Regions from separate parts of the Homo sapiens genome. Here region 2 is linked to region 1. A link is a contact called in ENCODE POLR2A ChIA-PET data. All regions are on one chromosome and are shown on one strand. The core of a region is the stretch at or near the end of the contact, and the rest is flanking DNA. Distances in the headings are between cores, read along the strand shown. Region 1 overlaps SPOCK1 (SPARC (osteonectin), cwcv and kazal like domains proteoglycan 1). Region 2 overlaps ARHGAP26 (Rho GTPase activating protein 26).

Region 1 (2,961 bases), core at 363-2,862:
ACATGGCTTTGCAAGGGACCCAAAAATAATGACAGGGCTGTAAGAGATCCTCCTGAGGAGAACATATATAAGCAAAACCCCAACAGGCAATATCCACACAGGGGTCGAGAAGTGCCAGGGAGACAAGCTGTTATCCCCAGATTGACCTGGGTGTGCCACTTACTAACTGGGAGCTTATATAAGCTTCCCAAAGTTGTGAACTAGAACTAGGACCACTGTCTTAGCTCGGGTTTCCGTAACAAAATACATTAGAGTGAGTGGCCTAAACAACAGGAATTTACTTCTCACAGTTCTAGAGGCTGCAAGTCTAAGATCAAGGTGCTGGCCAATTCAGTTCCGTGGTGAAGGCCCTCTTCCTGGCTTGCAGATGGCTGCCTCCTGGCTGTACCCTCATATGGCCGAGAGAGAGAGGAAGCAAGGTCTCTGATGTCTCTGCTTATAAGGACACTAATCCCATCATGAAGTCTACACCCCCATGACCTAATCAAAACCTAATCACCTCCCAAAGGCCCCATCTCCAAATACCATCACACTGGGGGTCAGAGCTTCAACAAAGGAACTTCGGAGGAACACAATTCTATCCATAGCAACCACCAACCCCACAGGATGAGTGCCGTGATTTACTGGGATCCCACAGGTACACCTCCTTATAAGAATAAGCCTAGCTGGCCCGCTTATTCTGGTAGCGAGTGATGCAAGGATGGTGCCTAGGGTGAATGTAGGTAGAATTCGTCTCCTAGGACCTAGGCTGCCTCTCAGCACACTCAGGACCAACCGATTCTGCACCCTTCTCACCCGCTGCCTACCTCTGCCGAGCCAGAGCATGACTCGGAATTGAACTTTTTCCCTCCAGGGGTATGAAAGGAAACTGAAAACACAAGAGATGTGATTACATGCTGAGCTGGTCATCATGCCACGATCAGACAGTCACACGCCGACCGAGTCCGGTGATTTTCCACCTCTTAATCACGTCCCTGCCAGATTTAAAATGCAATGAACATCAATGAGAATAAATGCTAATAAGGCTCTAACAGGCATTGGATGTCAAGAGGTGAGGAATAAACCTTGCATATTTTGACTGAAAGGGGGTCAAAGAGGAAATAACTGGATACTAAATAGAATTCTTCTATTCAAGAGAAAGGCTCCTTGAAAGGCAGCTGCTCCAATGAGTGACACTCGCTCATTAAAGAATGCATCATTCAATGTCCTGCGGCAACAGAAACACCCAACCCAGTGACACATATCTTTCCTGGAATTTAGCTAATGTGGTAAAGTCACCAGCAAATTTATATCAGGCCTAAATGAAAAAGAAGATCCTTTTCTGACACATGCAATCATTAGAGTTTTAGCTGTACTGAGATTTCTCTAAGAAAACACTGTGGCTTTGGAAATGTTATATCACATGCCTCCTTTAAGCAGCGTTGGCAAAGTTAATGCATTTGTCAAGCATCTCTGCCTCTCCAGGGTCTTGGGAAAGCCTCTGGGGTGAATGGGCCTCAGGTCCATGAATGCATCGTATAAAATCTGCCTGTCTGACACAAAGGGACAGCCTGAGACCAGGGCTGTGCTGCTCTCACAGCTGGTCACAGTAGCTGGCCATGCCTGTCAATGGCCACCATGTACTGCACTCTGGTTCCAGAACCCAGTTCAGCCCTGGCCTGAGGACTCAGCCATTTTCTGGGCTTATGCCTTCAGGCTTACACCCTCTCCAGTGTCTCAGACATTCTGAAATACCCAGTGTGCTGCATAAGGTTTCCTGATTAAAAGAGACTCACTTTTTGAGTTCTAAGGAGGCAGAATGAATAGTGCCACAACTTGAGAATCAGACTGACCTAGATTCAAGGCTCAGCTCCCTCACGTCCTGGCTGCAAGATGTTACTTATGCTAAGTTCTGCTTCCCTCCACTTAAACTGGTGGGGCCAGCACTTGCCTTGGAGGGCTACTGTGAGCATTAAATAAAGAAATACATGAGAAGCACTTAGCATAGTGCTAGGCATATGGTAAGCACTTCCCAAAGGTTAGCTATTTATAACTGGCTTCATGAAAACCTGATTTTTCACTCCATTGCAAGAGTCAAAGTAGCTTGGTAAATAAATAAGCCTCTGGGGATTCTACAAAGCAGTTTGCAGTGAGCAGCCATCCCTTTAGGTAACAGGATTTACCATGAACTGCATACACAGCCTTCCATTACCAATACAAATGAGGAGCCAAGGGGATGAGGATTACTTATAACACCAGAGAGCCCCAAATCATAAACAACCTCCTAAGAAGTTGATAAGTTTACCTCAAACCACAATCCAGATGTCTCCACCCCCAACTTTCTCCTCTTAGCTTAGGTTTCCACCCTGGATGATAAGATGATGATGACGATAATGTCAATGATGATCATCTGAGGCTTTGTAAATACTTACTATATGCCGAGTACCAAACTAAACACCATTCATCTATTCACCCATTTAACCCTCACAGCAACCCATGAAGAAGGAAGGGGCTGTTACTATCCTCAGGTGAGATCAGCACTATCCAATAGAAATATAACGTCAACCACAAATGTGAACCACATATATAATTTGAATTTCTGGCGGTCACACTAAAAAGCAAAAACAGGGAACATTCATTCTAATATTTTATTTAACCCAACATATCCAAACTATCATTTCAACATGCCATCAATATTTTAAAATATTAATGATCTTTCATCCTAAGGCATTGAAATCTTGGTGTTTTATACTCCCAGCACGTCCCACTGTGAGCTAGCCTAGTTTCAGCTGCTGAGTAGCCACATGAGCCTGGTGGTTACTGTACTGGACTGTGTAGGTCTAAAGAATGATAAAACAGGAAGAAACTTCATCAGTTCCTCATGTGGACCCAAACAGTCTGTGTCCACAGCCAAGCTCCTAACTACTGTGCTCTTCAGTGTCTCATTTGCTGAATCCACTGAACCCCACATTCTGCCAACCA
Region 2 (3,091 bases), core at 169-2,668, 5.4 Mb after region 1:
TATTTATTAGCTATATCACCTTGGAGATCACTTAATATTTCTGAGTCTTCATTTCCTCATGTATAAAATGAGGAAAATGACATTACCACCTTCATGGGGCTCTCAAGAAAAACAAAATGAGGTAACAATTGTAAAGAGCCCGATTCACATGCTAACATACACAGTAACTGTAAGCTGTGTTTGTCGTCATTGTTTCCCCACTATCAGCAGGAGGGAAGAGCTCCAGGTACCCTCCTGTTTGCTCCTTCTTGTGGCACCTCTCACCTGGAGTAATGTGGAGGGGACCCACATTAGAATGCCCCTTCCCTGACCCTATGATAAGGTTCAAGCCCTACCCTCTTTTGGGGTATATCTGGGAAGGGTGCTCACCCAGCTTCTAGCCTTCCTTCAACTCCACCTGGACATTGGAGCCAGAGCTGTGCAGCACAGTGAGTCTTAGGGGTGATTTGGTTGCAAGGAGAAACTGCCTGCTCAGACCAGCTAAAGAGAAGTTTATTGCTAGGTTACTGGGATGTCCCTGTGCCTACTTTTTCTCTAGGGCAGCTGGTGTCTCCTCTTACTTGCCTCTATGGACTGGTTTTCTGCCTCAGGAGGTCACCCTAGTCCAAGTCGAAAACATTCCTCAGTTTGCTTGTCTAACGTCAATTAACAAGTTCCTCTGTGCCCTAATTACAAATTCCCCTGAAGAAAAGCAGATTGGCCCCAGTAGGTCAGAGGTCAACCATGGTCCTTGCAGTGGGGAGTCTGGGCTGTGGGTGGGTGGGCATGTTTCATCTCACTGATGGGGTAGACAGGTCACAAAAAGGACACCTGGACAAGTCAGTCACACCCACAGGTGACATAATTTTCTGGCCTTCTGGCAGGAGGGAAAGCCCTCTCCTCCCATAGCCTGCTCTGCCAGGCATGTGCAGACTGAGGCTGTTAGGTCTTCTGGAGTTTGCCAGAATAGACAGCCTTCTGCATCACAGGCCATGCATGCCTCATAAAATCCTCACATGGTTCCAGATCTCTGGATTACACAAACTGATGTTACCTGAACAGGAAGAGTAGTCATATATAGGTGATAGGGGAGATGATTTTAGGTGTACAGTGACACAATGTTTTATACTGATAATTATATGCTGTATTTGGAAAACTTATAACTAAGGATCAAACCCACAATTTCACAATCATTACATAGAAAATTTACTTTCATTATAGATGTAAGTAATAATGAGTTTCTTATAAAAATTTACATAGTATGGACTTGATTTTTTTTTTAAAGTGAAGGTGGGATAATTGAATGATGAAAGTTAAGAAGCCCTGACTGGTGTTGCATACACCAGGGTTCTTACCTGTGAACCTGTGGGAAGACTTCAGGAGGCCTGTGAAGCCCTTGAAGTTGTAGACAACATTTTGGATTTACTTACCGGTCTGCCGTTGTTTGTGGAGGAGGGAGAGTGAGTCATCGCTTGGTTTAGAAATTTAGTGTTGGAACTTTCTGGGGGTTATTTATTAAAGGTTCCAATTTCCTTCCCCAGAGATTTTGATGTAGCAGTGGAAATGGAATCCACGAATGTGCATTTCACATGCATTTAGATGAGGAGTGCAGGTGGTTCTCAGACCTCACATTGAGGAACACTGCTTATCAAGAGTTTCAGGAGACCCCAACGTTGAGAATTCAGTTCTGAGCCATCCCAACTTCTTAGGATTGTTGTGCGGTGGTTAAAACTTTCTTGTTAAGAGTTTTTGAGATCTTTGGACGAAAGGTTTCTGGATAAATTTATATCACAAATTAGTAAGGGTTTCATAGTAAGGTGGCTTTCTTTTCCCTGATCAGTCATTTTGTGGTTGGGTTTGATCTTTTTAGTCCAAGATGCTTAAAAAAACAAAAAAACAAACAAAAAAAACCCACCTAAGGCTCATATTGAACATTGCCATCCTGGAGCTGAAGGCGGTAGAATAACTTCAATTCAGTGTTAGAGAGAGACAATCACAAGTGTTTGTGAGCGGCTACGATGGCCTCCAGCATGGTTCTCAAACAGCAGGGGTGTATCTGTGCAGCAGTGGGATGGGCAGAGCTGGACCTTGCCCTAGACATGCAGAGCAGCAGTTACACTCTTCCATTTAGAAAACAAAAGCCTTTTCTTTTGAATGGATCTTGATCTTTGCATGTTCATAAAGGCCATAATAATAAAACATAAGAATGAAACATTTTTAAGCAATTGCAATGTGTCAGGCACATCACGTATGCATTTTCTTATTTTTCCCGGAACATTATGAAGTGGAGTCTATTCTTGATTGCATTTCATAGACAAGGAAACTCAGACTTCAAGGGTAACTAGGTAGGACAGCCAAGATGACTAGCCTTCTGTCCCTCCACCTCCGCTAGAAATCAAATTACCCGGGAAGGCAATGCCAGGTAGTGGTGGGATTAAGTAGCTTTTGCTCTGCTTAGAGCAGACAGGATGCCAGGAATGAGGACTCCTTGAGGTGGAACTCAAGTGGAAGATGAGTAAACTATATCTTAGAGCTATATTACAGAGCTTCTTGGTATTCTGTTTTTATTTTCCTTTTATTATCCCCTATCTTTAAGGCATCTTAACTATGTTTCTGTGGACCAAGAGAAGAGCGGGTGAATTACTCACACATGGGCCAAAGTGATCAAAGGAGTGCATCTCTCTATTCCACCCCAAGCTAGTTTGGTGTTGGCAGCAGTTGGCAGGCTTCCTAAGGTAGAGTGGTTTTTTTTTTTTTTTTTTTTTTTTTTTAAACTTGGCATTTCAAGGACTGCCTTACAGAGGTGGGAGGTTCTTTTGATGGCCCATAGTAGAGTTTGGAAATTTTGTGTGTGTATTCCCATACCTGCAAGTGCACTCTTACATTTTTCTAGGTGGTAGAGTCCTTGACTTCCATTATAGTCTCAGAGTCATCTGTAACCCTGAAAAGATACCTTACAGCAAGGGGAATGTTTTATTGCTGGGCCATGGCTGGGAATTATCATTCCTGGACCAGCACCATCAACATCGTCTGGGAATTTGTTAGAAATTCAGAATCTTGGGCCCCATCTGGTAGCTGCAGAATTGGAACTGGCATTTTAACAAGATACCCA

The links. ChIA-PET counts read pairs that join two places held with the same protein, here RNA polymerase II (POLR2A).
Region 2: POLR2A ChIA-PET joins it to region 1 with 27 read pairs in PC-9. The contact joins two enhancer-like sites. POLR2A ChIA-PET finds 5 or more read pairs at or near these places in 2 of 52 experiments (PC-9 and endothelial cell of umbilical vein).

The regions. Positions count from the first base shown.
Region 1 is chr5:137,369,383-137,372,343 of GRCh38, forward strand. All of the region lies in intron 2 of SPOCK1 (SPARC (osteonectin), cwcv and kazal like domains proteoglycan 1), which reads right to left. Among named protein-coding and RNA genes, the nearest start is that of SPOCK1, 130 kb to the right of the region's middle. Within about 2 kb of position 1,613, at least 3 of the 41 ENCODE cell types and tissues checked have a DNase peak (open chromatin) inside an H3K27ac peak, as active enhancers do; they include PC-9, where a contact is called at or near this core.
Region 2 is chr5:142,818,578-142,821,668 of GRCh38, forward strand. All of the region lies in intron 1 of ARHGAP26 (Rho GTPase activating protein 26), which reads left to right. Among named protein-coding and RNA genes, the nearest start is that of ARHGAP26-AS1, 49 kb to the right of the region's middle. Within about 2 kb of position 1,419, at least 10 of the 41 ENCODE cell types and tissues checked have a DNase peak (open chromatin) inside an H3K27ac peak, as active enhancers do; they include PC-9, where a contact is called at or near this core.